2 separate regions of the Homo sapiens genome follow, and region 2 is linked to region 1. Evidence: chromatin contacts called from ENCODE Hi-C or POLR2A ChIA-PET data. All regions are on one chromosome and are shown on one strand. Each heading gives the region's core, a stretch centred on a gene start or an enhancer-like site at or near the end of the contact. The rest is flanking DNA. Distances are from core to core; before and after follow the strand shown.

Region 1 (7,033 bases), core at 3,288-5,787:
ATATACTGGGGTTAAATTTTAAGCTGCCGGTTAGTCTGTAGAATCTATGTTGGGTTTATAATTACAGTGATAGTACATACACTAACAAAATCTTCAAGGAATTCTAAAAGTTAAATTTTATATTCTCAGAGGGCACCCTCAGAAATCTGTTTTGACTACTGTTCACCACTATAAAGTGTCTTATTTTATGTGAGCAGAGTACCACACAGTATACCCTATCATAGGCTCACTGACTTCAGTGACTGGGTCCTGCTTTTTAAAAGAAATGGCTGAAAGTTGTATCTTCATGGGTTGGCAAATGCTCAGCTTGAGAATGATCAGGTGCCCATGTGCATGTCTAATAGAAAACACCTGCCAACATCAAGCTCTGGAACATTGATATTTCCTAAACGTGTCTATGAAGCGACATCTTCTCTTAAGGGTGTTAGGAGTGAGAGAGACCAAAAGTAAATTATCTTCATGGAAGCTTGTTGTTTTCATGTTTTAGTAATATGTGAGTTGTTGCAGGATTAAAGTTGGGTAAGAGTGTCGTGAGTACCCCTCCTCTATTACTGGAAGATTTTGATCAGTAACTGGGGCCTTGCAAAGGGGGCTTCGTCATAGCATTTCTGTAGGCGCAAACTCAATCAGACTAAATGTAAAAAAGATAGTAAAGGATCCTTTAGCCCTCTTTCCTGAGGGTAATTAGCCTGTTTCTGTTAGAGTTTAATTTACCCTCAGCAAGAGGCCAAATTGGCCTTAATTGTGTCCTAATTATTTGCTTAAATAGCTAATCTTTCTCCTATCACCTCTTGATATCTGTAAGAGGTTACTTCTGAGCTGCTGCCTACTTTACAAATGTCTTTTTAACTCTTTAAATGTTCCTGCATGGACTAGCTTGTTGCTATATTATCCCCATTCCTGCATTCGACATCCTCCATGAATTCTACTGAGGTCTTCTCAACATAAGGAAAATGTTCCCGTATTGTATTTTCACACAGCAATTGTTGGTCTCCTTCAAAGTGTAGCCATTTGTTTGAAAACATGAAAGCAGGTCTGGCTTAAAACAAGTTAAATACCAGTCCATTTGGGGAATTTCAAAATTACCATAAGTGAAAAAATTGTCCCTGAAGGACTAAAAAACATTCATTAGAGAAAAATGGAATGGTAAGATTGCCAGTGGATATGGGAGTGAGGCATCTAGAAGATGTCTGGAATTAGTAATCCCTGACATGTACACAGGGGCATACTCAGAGGATTTCAGTATCTTCTCTGCTGTGGTTCAGTAGCAGGTGCTTGCACCATCTAAATCTTACCAAAGAACGTCATCTTGCCTCATGAAAGTTTTAGGATTCCTGTCAACCTTGAGTATTCTAAGTTAGGGGAAAGTTACTTTGATACAAAAGTGTGGGAGGGAAAAGTTTAGAGAGGGATTCAGAGGAAAGAGACATGTTCTAAACTATTTTTGCAACCAGTCAAAAGCAGAGAAATGAAACCCTTCCAAAGGAAAATCAGACATATCACAGATTCTACCTGACCTCACACCTTCTACTGGAGTTAACATAATAAAGTGTTGGTGCCATGGCACCAGGAAAACTCACGTGAGGCAAAGCCCAGTTGCCCTACTTCAGGATGTCTGCCAACTTCTCCTCGTAGTATAGGAAGTTCTCCTGAATGTCCTCCCAGGGCTGAAAGGCCTTGGATTCACCCTCTTCTTGCTCCACAAAATTCTGCCAGACATATTCGAAGTCCTGGGGCTTCATGATGCGCAGTTTACAGCCAGCCTCCTTCAGCTTCTTCAGAGCAGCCTGGATCTCCGGCTCCTCCCACATGAAGAGTCGACCCACCAGAATGAGCAGACGCAGGTTCTTGGTCTTGCTAAGGGTTTTGATAATGCGGTCAGCACACGCTGCACAGGGGCTGGAGGACACATACCAGGTGACATTGTACCGCAGGGCTGGGTCGAAGGCTGGCAGGATGGTGTTGAAGAAAGCTTCCTCTGCATGGGCAGCCGCATGCTCATCCTCTAGGTATCCCCGAGATGCCTGCACTTGGCCCCCCTTGCCCTGTGCTTCAACCACATAGCAGAGGAAGGTCTTGTTCCTCCCGGAACTGTACTCCACATTCCGGAACTGGAATTTAAAGAAGTTGGCAGGCAGCCGTTCTCTGTAGGTCAAGGAGACAAAAGGACAGGAAAGAATGATAAGTTCTTGTTTCTAGAACCAGCCTAGAGTAGGTAGCTCTTCCAGGTCAGTACTTCAGAAATGCATTCACTCTTACTATAAATAGGTCTTGTCTGTGGTAACATCAGTGACAAAAAAAAAAAAAAAAAAAAAAGCATTAAAAAATCCAGAAGGGTTTATCTGAAGGAGAGGAGAATTTGGACTGAGGTGTGCATTTTGGTCACCCTACTAGGACATTGTCTCCACCATCACTCTTCCAGCACAACATACCCCTACATTTCTAAATCACTGAATCTTTAACCTGCCTATACCTTAGAATCACCTAGAAGACTGAGAATGTCAGTGCCTGGGCCTCATGCCAAACCAATTAAATCAGAACATGTGGAGAGGTGGTCCAAGCATCAGTATTTTTAAAAAGCTCTCTGGATGATTCCAATAAGTGGCCAGGTAAGTAGCAAGCATATAAAATTTCTCATGACAGAGCAAAACAAAGATTTTGCAGAGCATTTTATGCTTTTTTCTCTTCCTTGTAACTCATGTAAATTGCATCTTGGCATGAAATGGCCTAAAACTTGCAATAACATGCTCTCCTTCTCAAGTGACTACTTCTCAAGTCTGTTTACTTTCAGGTAAAGGGATTGTCACATGCTAAGTGTCCAAGAATTTTTATCTGTGAGGACAGACTACTCAAGGGTATCTTGGGATAGTTAAGCCTGTATTTAGTATTGAGTCACCTCCAAATCTTAAAGGACTTGGTCTCTGCCCTCCAGATGCTTATAATTTAGCAGCTAGATTGCAGCTGGACAGAGAAGATGTAAATAAAACAGCTGAGAACATTATAAGACTGCTAAAATTGGATAGGTACAGTAAAGGAAGTATTATGAAGGTTCTCGAAAGTTTGGCCTTGATTCGGGAGGCAGTAGAGAATTGTTACAGGTTCTTGAGAAGGAAAACAATAAAAATGATGTCCATGCAAGATTACAGTCTTGGCAATAGGCAGATAGTGTGAAGCTGAGGAAAAGCCTCAAATTGAACAAGTCCAGTAGGTATCTTAGGACACTAAACTTGGTGATGAATTGTGTGGGTGCCTTTGAGGAGGAGATGGATGGTTAGGAAATGAAAACAGCAGGAAAAGTCCAGGAATTTTGAAAATTTTGGTAATAACAAGGAGAAGAAAAAAGAGAAGGGCCAGAGAAGACATCAGAGTTGAAGATTGTTTTTACTTTTATGTGTATGTGTGTGTTTTTCTAAAATAGGCAAGATTTGTTCAAGTTTGAAGTCCAAAGAAAATGAATTTTTAATAGGAGAGATGAAAAATGTCAAGAGAGGAGGAGATGAGTACCAGCTAGAAAGATTCAATGTTTTCCTTTTTAAAAATGTAATCTCTCTGCCTGCCCCAAGAGATACCTATGGCACCATTAATTCTACTATTGCCTGTCTCCACCTCTTCTCTTTCCCCAAAGAAGTCAACAGACTCCCTGGGCTGCAGGGGAATCCCTGGTATCCCAGGGCCTTGGCTGCCTAGGGATGAGCAGCAGATGCCAAAGATATGAGTAAACTTGACTTATTTCCCTGCAGGATTCCCTCACCCCCACCCATCACCAAAATGTATCCACCCAAGTTTCCATGTCCCGTGCTGTCAGGTTCATTTTCCACTGTGGAGATGGATGTGTTTGAGGACCCAGCCCCAGGATTCCATCAGGTACTATACTTAGCTCTCTAAGCCCCTGTGTCCCTAGTTGGAGGTGTTTATTGTTTACTTAACATTTTAGGAGAATGGATCGCCTGATGTTTCCCTGCTCCTCTTCTCAATCCCTGTCAGGCGTTCACTTATAGTGAGTGCTCCCCAAAGGTACTCACCCCACCAGACCACTCCTCAACTTTACCAGTTGCCAAATGGTCCCTTCACTTCCTGGAGTGGCTTTTTGCTTTTGAGAAGCTCAGAGCTTACCGTTCCTGCCCAAACTTGCTCTTCAAGACCTTTTGCCCCACTCCCCAAGTCTAATCCAGGGCCACCTATATGATGGATTATCAGGTGGAACCCTGGCAAGTATTCATGGCTACTCAAATAGCTTGGAAGCTTAAACAGTAGCTGCTGTGTGGTCCCTCTTTTCCTTCTGGAGCTCCCTATAGCTCAGCTGAAAGTATGAATTTAGGCCAGTGTGAATTTGGCCCAGCATGCAATTGCAAATTGGCTTTGATGGTTGTGAGGTGACTGTTTCTTTCTGCCCTTCTTAAGCTCTGACATTTTCCCCTCCTCCTCTTCCCTAGGCAAGAGGAGAAGACCCAAAGAAACCTGAAACCCAAGGGAGAGGAAGAAAGGTCATCTCTCTATAAATACGGGTTTCCAACCCCTCTGGCCAGCAGCCCTAGAATCTACTCTGTCCCTCAGCAGGGCCTTCTGGACTAGATGCCTCAGGAAAAGAAGTGCTTTCAAGGAGCAAAGGAAAGGCAGGGAAGGTTTGGTTCCTAGTCGTTCCCTTGGGCTTGCTCAGAGACTAAACTTGCTTGATTTCTGAATGGGTTTCTTGGTCTTCTAGAAGGAGCAAAAAGGTCAGATGAGATTCTTTAGGCCTCTCACAGACCGAAATAGCTACGTCCTGGGGGGAAACCAGGAGAACAGAGGTAGTAGAAGTCTGGAATTTCTCCAGGGAACTAGACAACATGGCCATCTTGGGCAATTTTGTAGACTCACAGAATAAATTAACACTATTATGCCCACTAGTGGAAGGAAGGAAATAATGACACCTAACTTGTTAAATCATCACCAGCAGTTTTTTTTAAGTAGCATGATAGGCCTAAGTATCATATTTAACTATAGCCCTTTACATTTAACCCAGAAAATATTTTACTGGTAAAGGGGTGGGGGTGTGTGTGTGTGTGAGTGTGTGTGTGTGTGTGTGTGTGTGTGGTGGGGTGGTGTTGGTGGGTGGTGGTCAGTAGAGAGATGCTGGTAGTAGATTTCTTTCCCTGATCCAGTCACTTCCTCATGCGTAGAAACCTGTGTGTGTGTGTGTGTGTGTGGGTGTGTGGTGGGGTGGTGGTGGTGGGTGGTGGTCAGTAGAGAGATGCTGGTAGTAGATTTCTTTCCCTGATCCAGTCACTTCCTCATGCGTAGAAACGTGTGTGTGTGTGTGTGTGTGTGTGTGTGTGTGTGTGGGGTGGGGTGGTGGTGGTGGGTGGTGGTCAGGAGAGAGATGCTGGTAGTAGATTTCTTTCCCTGATCCAGTCACTTCCTCATGCGTAGAAACCTACAGCCTGATTTCTATTCCCTCTCCCCAGCCTCTGATAGCACCTTGTTAAGCACCATTTCCTCATACTTTCTCCAAACAAGACCAGTCACACTTCATCTGCTTAGACCCAGGCTACTGGACATTTCAGTTCACTTGGGAGGAAACAGAGAGTCCAAATATCTAGAAAAAAAATTGGGAAGATAATCTGCTTGATGGAGGGAGAAGGGATGTGAGTAAATGTAATACATTTTTCTCAGGTTCACATTCAAAACGTTTGAATTTTCTAAGCGTAAATCTATACTGTGAAAGGAAGCAACCCAGAGGGCAGTTGAAGCTGGACTGAGATTAAACATTTGCTCCAGAATAATCCATGAGTGGAAAAATCTACTCATAGGTAATTATGTGTTGACTTGTTTCAGCTTTCCCTCACTAGACCTGTTGGTGACTGGCGTGAAAGAGGGAGGATTGCTGGTTTCATTGGCCTTCTGCTTTCTCAGACCACTTTTCAAAGCGGATACCAAGGAGTGGGCATAATCAGAAAGAGTAGTAAGAGCAGGAGCAGAGGGTTCTAGCAGCCTGACTCCCTAGAGCTGAGAAGGGAACTCCAGACTGTGGGACTGGATGGGATTTTGCCCAAGGGAAACCCTGAACTTGCCTGTTTTCCCTGGTAGGCATGGTCTTCACACCTGAGCTTTGACCTGCCCCCAACCCTCTGTGGAAGGCAGGTTGGCCAGAGTCAGTGCGCTGCCTTCTCTTCTTGGTGACACACCACCCAGCGTGCTCCAGAGGCCAGGGTGAGGGTAAAGGGCTGTGGCTGGTGTTAACTGGTGTCGAAGTCCCCTCACTCCTTATCTCACCCTTCTCCTCTGGACACTGCCTCTCTGTGTTCCTTACATGGCTAGAGTAAACTACTGGTAGCTAAAGAAGTGGTTAGAAGAAGAATCACTCTGTGTGCCATTTATCTTTGTTCCATAATAATCCCTGGGATAGGAGGTTCTGCTTTCTGTAAAAACATATACAACATAACTAGAGACAAAGCCAAGCTCACATCAAGGGTGCTGCCAGGCAGAGCCACAGTCACTTCTCACTGGGTTGGAAAGCTGGGGAGACAACCAGCTCTCGTGCCCCAGAGCTCTACTAAAACGTGCTGTGTCCAGAAGCAGGCATGAGCCAGGGGAATTCTTACCTAAATCTAGTGTTGCTGGATCGTCATACACCCTGAGCTGCTGTCCTCAAGAAACCCTCCCCCAGTTCATTCCCTGTCTTGTCTGACAGAGAGCCTAAGAACCACCCAAAAGGTTCTTATTCATTAGGTCATTCATTTATTCAACAAATACGTATTGAGTACCTATCAGGAGCTAGGTGCTAAAGATAAAGCAGTGAAAAAGACAAAGTGCTGTCCTCATAGAGGTTAAATACTAACAGGGGAAACAGGCAGTAAATGAAAAACTCTTATTCAGTAAATATAAAAAGAATCCTCTCTGGTTTTTTGGATGCAGTGTGATGATTTGGAGTCAGACAGTCCTGGGGTTCACATCCTACTCCATCAACAAGCTTTGGCCATATGACTTAATCCCTCTGAGGCTTAGTTTCCTCACCTGAAAGAGTGAGTAATCTAACTTCTAAGGTTTTGGACAA
Region 2 (6,939 bases), core at 2,889-5,388, 120 kb before region 1:
CGGTTTATAGTTTTTCTTTTCTTTGTTGTTTATTAACTGTCAATCGCCTGTGACAATTGATTTTCTATAGTTCATCTAAGGACAATTATTTTTAAATGTGTTTGATTAGTGTCATCTTTCATCAAAGGCTCTGGAGTGATTATGGCAGCTCAGAGCTGGGGAAGGAGATGATCTGGGGACTGAGATACCCTTTCCCCTCCTCCTCCCTTCCCCATCTTCCCCTCCCCAGGCTTTACTCTCTCCCACCTTTGCCATAGACACCCCCTGCACCTCCATTCCTGGAAGTGAATCTCCATCTCTTTTCTCCTCTTCCCCTCCTGTTGACATGGAACTCCCCGGTTCCAGGCAGGCCTGGTCATGAAGTCTCTGACCCCTGGGAGCCAATGGGTCTTCAGGTTCTAGTCAGACCTCCAAAAGGCTCCCTAACACTGTCACTCACCTTCAGCCTGTGTGTTAGCTGGGTGAGGAAGAGAAACTTCAGGCTGGGGAGGAAGTGGTAGAATAGAGGGGAGAGAGGAGAAAGAGGTTTTTATTTCGCCATAGTTTCCTCCTGGACTTTCTCAGCTTTTCCCACCCCAGCGCCAGTGGGAGGGAGGTGGCCTGACAAGTGGGAAGAGGCTGGGGCCAGAGGAAACCAGCAGGAGCTACAGAGTATAGGCTGAGGCCTTTCCAGGCCCGGATGTAGAGCCTGCAGCTGGAGGGGCTCGTGTAGGCCAAGGCGTCCCCCTTCCTTCCAGGCCTCCTGCTTCCTCAAGGGAGACTTTGACTTCCTCAGCAATTCATCCCCAGGGCCGGATCCTGCCAGCGCTGGTTCCCGCTCCCCAGGGTTTCCCCGCTGCCTCACTTTCCTCCCACCATCCCGGCTCAAGAAGAGGACCCATGACCTTGGAGGCCACACACCTGCTGTTGAGAGTTCTGCTGGTGCTCCTGGCCTCAGGTGAGGGGAAGGGGAGCAGGGCCAAGGGAGGGGGACAGGAACCTTTTTCTTACAGGGTTGTTGTGAAGATTCAAGGAAAATACGGACTTGAAGGGCCCAGTTCAATTCATAGCACATGACCAGGGCTGTTTCTTTCACCTCTGTCCTCCTTCCAGCCCTTGTCCGTGAGCAGGAGAGCTATTCCAGAGTACTGTGGGTCTAGGGAAAGGGCACACTGTGTAGTTACCACAACCTGTGGCCTGCTTTGTTTTCTACCTCTGCCTGATGGTTTCCAGGCCCCAGCCACGGGCACTGACAGTGTCTTCCTGCCTCTGTCCTCCCCTCCCTTCTCTCCATCCACCATCACTCCAGATGATGAATGCTGGGCTCTTGCAAACCATACTTTCTTGCATCAAGAGATTAAACCAGAAACCAAGGGGTGCTGATCACCTGAGCTGAGAGATGTTCCTGAACTGCTTGTCCTCCCCCTTTGACATCTGACAACCCAGACACCTTCCCTAAAAGCCTGCTATGGTATAAAACAGTCTACCTCTGTGTTCTTCCTTTGACTTAAAATGGGACCTATTAAAATGTATTTTTTATCTGGGAGAGCTATTTGTCAATGACATCAGTATACTCTGAGAGCTCACTGCATTTCCTAGAGAAGGGTTGAGCTTAAGGACCTGAGACAGAAATGTGAAGCAAAGGGTGCCAGGAGAGCTGGGTGGAGACCCTGCAATAGGGGCCCAGATAGAAAGCCAAGGGATAACAATTGCAAAAGGGAAAGAGCAAGGACTTGAGATAGCAGTTTTGCACAGAAAGAAACCGACCCTGAGGTGGAATGGCTTACCCTAGACAACATGGTTTGTGGGGAAGAGCCCCTGATCACATGGCTGCCTACTGGTCAGCTGAGCCGAAGGAGACCTCAGAGGACAGGCTAGAAGCTGGGGAGGGCCTGTGGTGACAACAGGCATGGCAGGAGGGATGAATTTCAGGGCAGGAGGTTGGTCTGGGCTCTGACTTTCCTCATCAGGCGGGTCCTTATTCCAAAGCCCCCCAGTCAAGTCCATCATCCTGGGTGTGGCAGTGACCGTTGTGCTGCTGCTGCTGCTGCTTGCCCTCCTCATCAACCGGTACCTCCAGAAAGCCCGAGGAAGAGCTAGGAAAGTGAGTCCTGGTCACTGGCTCTGAGCAGACAGCCAAGTGCTTAGCGATTTCTAGGGCAGCCTGAGAGCCGTGAGGACAAGGATTGTTTTTTTATTTTTTTTATTTTTTATTATTGTACTTTAAGTTCTAGGACACATGTGCACAACGTGCAGGTTTGTTACATATGTATACATGTGCCATGTTGCTGTGCTGCACCCATTAACTCGTCATTTACATTAGGTATATGTCCTAATGCTATCCCTCCCCCTTCTCCCTACCCCACGGCAGGCCCCCGTGTGTGATGTTCCCCACCCTGTGTCCAAGTGTTCTCATTGTTCAATTCCCACCTATAAGTGAGAACATGCGGTATTTGGTTTTCTGTCCTTGTGATAGTTTGCTCAGAATGATGGTTTCCAGCTTCATCCATGTCCCTACAAGGACATGAACTCATCGAGGACAAGGATTCTTATGCTCATTTTACCAACTAGGAAACTGAGGCCTGAGAAGTAAAGTGGCCAAGATCCCCTGGGAGCCCCAAATGGCTTCCCTTCCTTCTGCCAGAGCAACAGCCTGGGCAGCCCTGAGGGCGGTGGACTCATCATCTTCTAAGGCTCCAGGTCAGCTCACCCAAAGCCAATTCAACTCAGTGCCAATTTGTCTACAACTAGGTGTGCTAGTATCCATTTTGGATCATGTATTTTTTGCCAACTTTTAGGTTAAGACTTTTAAAACAAATCTATGTAAAGATGTTCCTGGTTCATGGTATTGTTTTTTAATTGTTTTTATCATTTAAAAATGTCGTCTTCCTAAAAGCACTTCCAGGACTTTTTAATCTTCAAAGTTTTAAGTTTTTAGCATTAATCACATATGAAATCTGTAGCATCTTGTCTAAGATTTATCAGATTAGTCCCCTTTAATGAATGTTACCTCCTTTCTTGCTGTTTTATGTTGGTTGGTTGGTTTGACACATAGGTACTGTGTGCTCAATAGCCCTATACTGAAGATGTTTCTGTTGACAAAAAGACTGAAACGTGGGAGTGGGCCAGAGGTATATTGGACTTCATTGGTTTTAATTATTCAAGCTATGAAAATCCAAAGAAAGCAGTGGGTTGTAAAATTTTATATACCTATTTTTAATCAGTGTAAAATCAATTTAATAGGTCACAACAGGATTTTTATAAAAACATAATAGAAGAGCATAATGTCATAATGCTTTACCCTTTTTTTGTTAAACTTTTATTTTAGGAGTGTGTGTGAATATGTGTCTGGGTGTGAGAGTGTATGAGTGTGTTTGTGTAAGTGGTAGATAAATTGTGAATCACACTGGAGCTCCTGGTTCAAAAAATTGGAAAGACAGTACTACATATAAATTCATCAGCAAATAGATTATACTTAGGTCTAATTTTAAATTTGGAATTTTCAGCAACCTGGAATTGATAATTAACTTTACGGATTTTATGCACATTAATCATAGACAGCCAGTTTGTTTTGCTCCTTCGTATACCTGGACACCACTCTTGCTGGGCACTGGGGACCTCCCCAGGCAGAATGTGGCCACTGATCCAGCCCTGGCCTCTTTCCCATCAGTGTCCCTTCTGCCCAGCCAGGACCCCAATATCTCCCTCATGTTTCCATGGGAGTTGGGTTGGGAGAGATTCCTTGCTTAACCTTGACTGTCTTCTTTGCAGGTGAGGGTGAATCTTACCATGTTTATGATGACGTCCAAAAGGAGAAGACCACTGTGAGTAAGAATGACCCTTCCCTAGGACAGCAGTACCACAGCTTTCCTGTGCAACTTTATTCTTGTCTTTTTTAATTTCCTGGTTTATACTTACTCTTAGTTCCTATTTACTCTAAATCTTGCCTCGCACTGGTGACTACTCATTCCCCTGCTGCCTCATGCATGGCTTAGCTACGTGTTTCCTTTCTCTCTGTTTCCCAATTCAAATCTCCTAGAGAAAAAGAGAAGTTGGCTAACCCAGCTTTGCCCTTCACCCCTGTGGAAGGCAGCTTTTCATGTCTCATAGGTCATGAACCAGCTTGTGGATTGGCTACCATTTGTCCAGTCAGCTGTGGGGAAGGGTGTCACATGGCAGACAACATGGCTCCCCTAGGATGCTCTCCTAGCAGGTGCGAGAGACTAGGCAGTTTCCCTTGGGTAAGTCTGTCTTGTCTAAAGATCTGAGACTCTTGGAATCACAGAACTGCAGAATTCAAATGATCTAAAGTCATCTTGATCAACCCTCTGTGTAACATTGGAATCAACTCTACAAATAACATCCCTACCAAGTGCTCTTTTAGCTCGGTGCTACTCAAACTTGAGTGTGCATAAAACCACTTGAAGAGCTTGTTAAAACAGTTTCCTGGGCCTCACCTAAGACACTTTGCCTTAACACATCTGGCATGGAGCCTGATGATGCATTTTTAACAAGCTCTGAGGTGATCTGGTGCTACTGGCCTGGGAACTGAAGGCAGAATTTACTGGACAGTGAGCACTTATCAAGTACTCACATTGATATAGAGCTGCTTTACCAGTGATGAATGCCCTCCATGTGGCAAAGACAGCTACCAACCAGCAGGGGTCACCTCCTCCTTAAAGGGATATGAGGAAGGAGGAGCAAAGAAAAGTCAAGTACTTATCAACTAGAGGGCAGAAGGTTTGAGTCTGAGGGCTGTGATAAGATCATGGAGGAGATTTCTGGACACTTGCACCCCTGTTCCCCAGGATCTGCTAGGACAGAGTCCAGGTAGATAGGGTCTGGGGACCCAGTGCCTTTGAGTAACCCAATTCTCGCCTCCCTCTGTGGCCATCACTTCCTTTCTGACAAAGGGCTATGAAATCCTGACAGATTGTGCATGCATTTTATTGGTGCCTATGTCCTTGAGAGACCCCTCCCTTAACTGTCCTCTCAGGGCCTCTAAGCCAGGCTGAGGAGTTCTGCCCTCCCCCTAACCCCCAAGCCAGATCCCTCTTCTCTTCCCTGTCCTCCTGATTGAAAATCCCCTCCCACTCATGAGATTCTTATGACCCTGCCAGAAGGAATGCCAGGATGTGGGTAGTGCCTACTGCTCAGGAGTCTCCCTGGCCCTAGCTCTCGCCCTGTCTTTGCCAGGCAGGGTGTGGTGAGGACCTTCCTTCCCTATGGCCATCCACACAGCTCCATCAGAACTGATTTGGGCACCTCTGCCTTGCACAGAATCATTATCCAGTCTGCTAGCTGCATCTCAGTCAAACAGAGTGGGCTGGGGGCTGCCTCCTGCTTGGCCCACATATTTTCCAAAGGGCCCTTCTGGAGACAGGGGTCCCTCTTTTATTGTGTGTCCCCAAGAAGTGACTTTGAACTCTGGGAACTTCAGGCCAAGTGACCAGAAGTGGTATCCTGCTACATCATGGGGAAGATTGCTTGGAGTTGCAGATTCCCAATGGTGACCTTAAAGGTCCCTGATTCTAGCTTCCAGTGGGACGCCAAAACCCTCTCTACAAACTTCAGTAAGGAGTCATGAAGTCTCTGCCTCCATCTGTCAAAGGGCAGGAAGCTCACCAACTCCTCCTTAGGCAGCTGGCTTGTGAAAGCTTTTGTTAAATAGGACTTGGCTTGTCCTCAGTCAGAGTGAGACATCAGCCTTGTCCACAGGACGAGACTGAAGTCAGGCTACATCATGGCCAGAAAGAGAGGAGGATGGAGAGAAGAAGGGTGGGAGGTTTGAGGCCTGGAGGGCCAGGTTGTGAGGATGAGGTCTTCCTCTGGGAGAAAGGTAGGTAAGCTCCTATTACTTATGACTGTGACATCTGTGCTGCCATCATCCACCTTCTAGGGTCCCAGTGTCAAGGATGTGGTTCTGTCCTCAGCCTTTGGCTCCATGGGGACACAAACCTGTAGGGCCAGACACTCAGGCTAAGGGAGATGGGGAACAAGGAGGGAATGGGGTGTTCTGGGTGTCACCCTGGCTCCTGAGTTTCTAATCCTGCCCTGCCTGGCTTAGTCTCCTCCTGCAAGCTGGATCTGACTGCTGAAGGCTAGGCAATTGCTGCACCATGCTTTTCCACCTGAGCTAGCCCTGTTTTGAGAAGGTCACTGGTGTTGAACTGTGGCCTCATTTGACCTCTGGTCCTTCACAGTTATAGGCTCTTGACAGTGCCTCCGTGTTTGTTGTATATTTTAGACTACATACCACTGGGAGAGCCCATCTCCAACAAATGATCCCTGACTTGGATTTCCTGTTTGCATTGGTCTGGCTGCAGCACCAGGAGCCACCCTCATGAACTGTCAAAACCCGGGGGATTTACCTAGACCTAGAGCTCCAACGTTACTTCTTATTTTTTGAAACAGAGTCATTCTGTCACCCAGGCTGGAGTGCAGTGGCATGATCTTGGCTCCCTGTAACCTCCGCCTCCCAGGTTCAAGCCATTCTCCTGCCTCAGCCTCCTGAGTAGCTGGTACTACAAGTGCGTGCCAATCCTGGCTAATTTTTGTATTTTTAGTAGAGATGGGGTTTCACCATTTTGGCCAGGCTGGTCTCGAACTCCTGGCTTCATGTGATCCTCCCGCCTCAGCCTCTCAAAGTGCTGGGATTACAGGGGTGAGCCACCACCCCGGCCAACTCTAACAGTTTTGACTGATCTGTATAAATTACACAAGCATTTAGGGGTGGCTACTGACTGTCAGGTACTGTGCTCAGGGTTGAGGATACAGAGATTAATTCTAGCAAGCCGACATTTATGGAGTGCTTATTATGTGCCAGATTCCTTTTCATGGATTAATGGCTCGAACATCCCTGTAAGGTATTTTACATATTTAGATATTGTGGCATAGAGAGGTTAAGTAATTTCCTGAATTCACACAGCTAGTAAATGATGAATTCTAGACTCCGAAGTT

The links. A loop is a pair of places that touch in the nucleus more often than their neighbours do. ChIA-PET counts read pairs that join two places held with the same protein, here RNA polymerase II (POLR2A). Pooled maps may share reads with other maps.
Region 2: a pooled map shows a loop between it and region 1 (6-fold over the local background). The contact joins two enhancer-like sites. A Hi-C loop is called at or near these places in 6 of 50 pooled maps. POLR2A ChIA-PET finds 5 or more read pairs at or near these places in 3 of 52 experiments (OCI-LY7, activated CD4-positive, alpha-beta T cell and activated T-cell).

Annotation. Positions count from the first base shown.
Region 1 is chr6:41,056,440-41,063,472 of GRCh38, reverse strand. It overlaps APOBEC2 (apolipoprotein B mRNA editing enzyme catalytic subunit 2), which reads right to left. Exons shown (of 3, transcript NM_006789.4): 2 at 1,581-2,145. The coding sequence ends at 1,602. Among named protein-coding and RNA genes, the nearest start is that of APOBEC2, 6.8 kb to the right of the region's middle. Within about 2 kb of position 4,537, at least 3 of the 41 ENCODE cell types and tissues checked have a DNase peak (open chromatin) inside an H3K27ac peak, as active enhancers do.
Region 2 is chr6:41,179,975-41,186,913 of GRCh38, reverse strand. LOC107986595 (a long non-coding RNA gene) reads left to right here and starts at 525. Exons shown (of 3, transcript XR_001744118.2): 1 at 525-937; 2 at 3,751-3,803; 3 at 6,227-6,430. Within about 2 kb of position 4,138, at least 3 of the 41 ENCODE cell types and tissues checked have a DNase peak (open chromatin) inside an H3K27ac peak, as active enhancers do.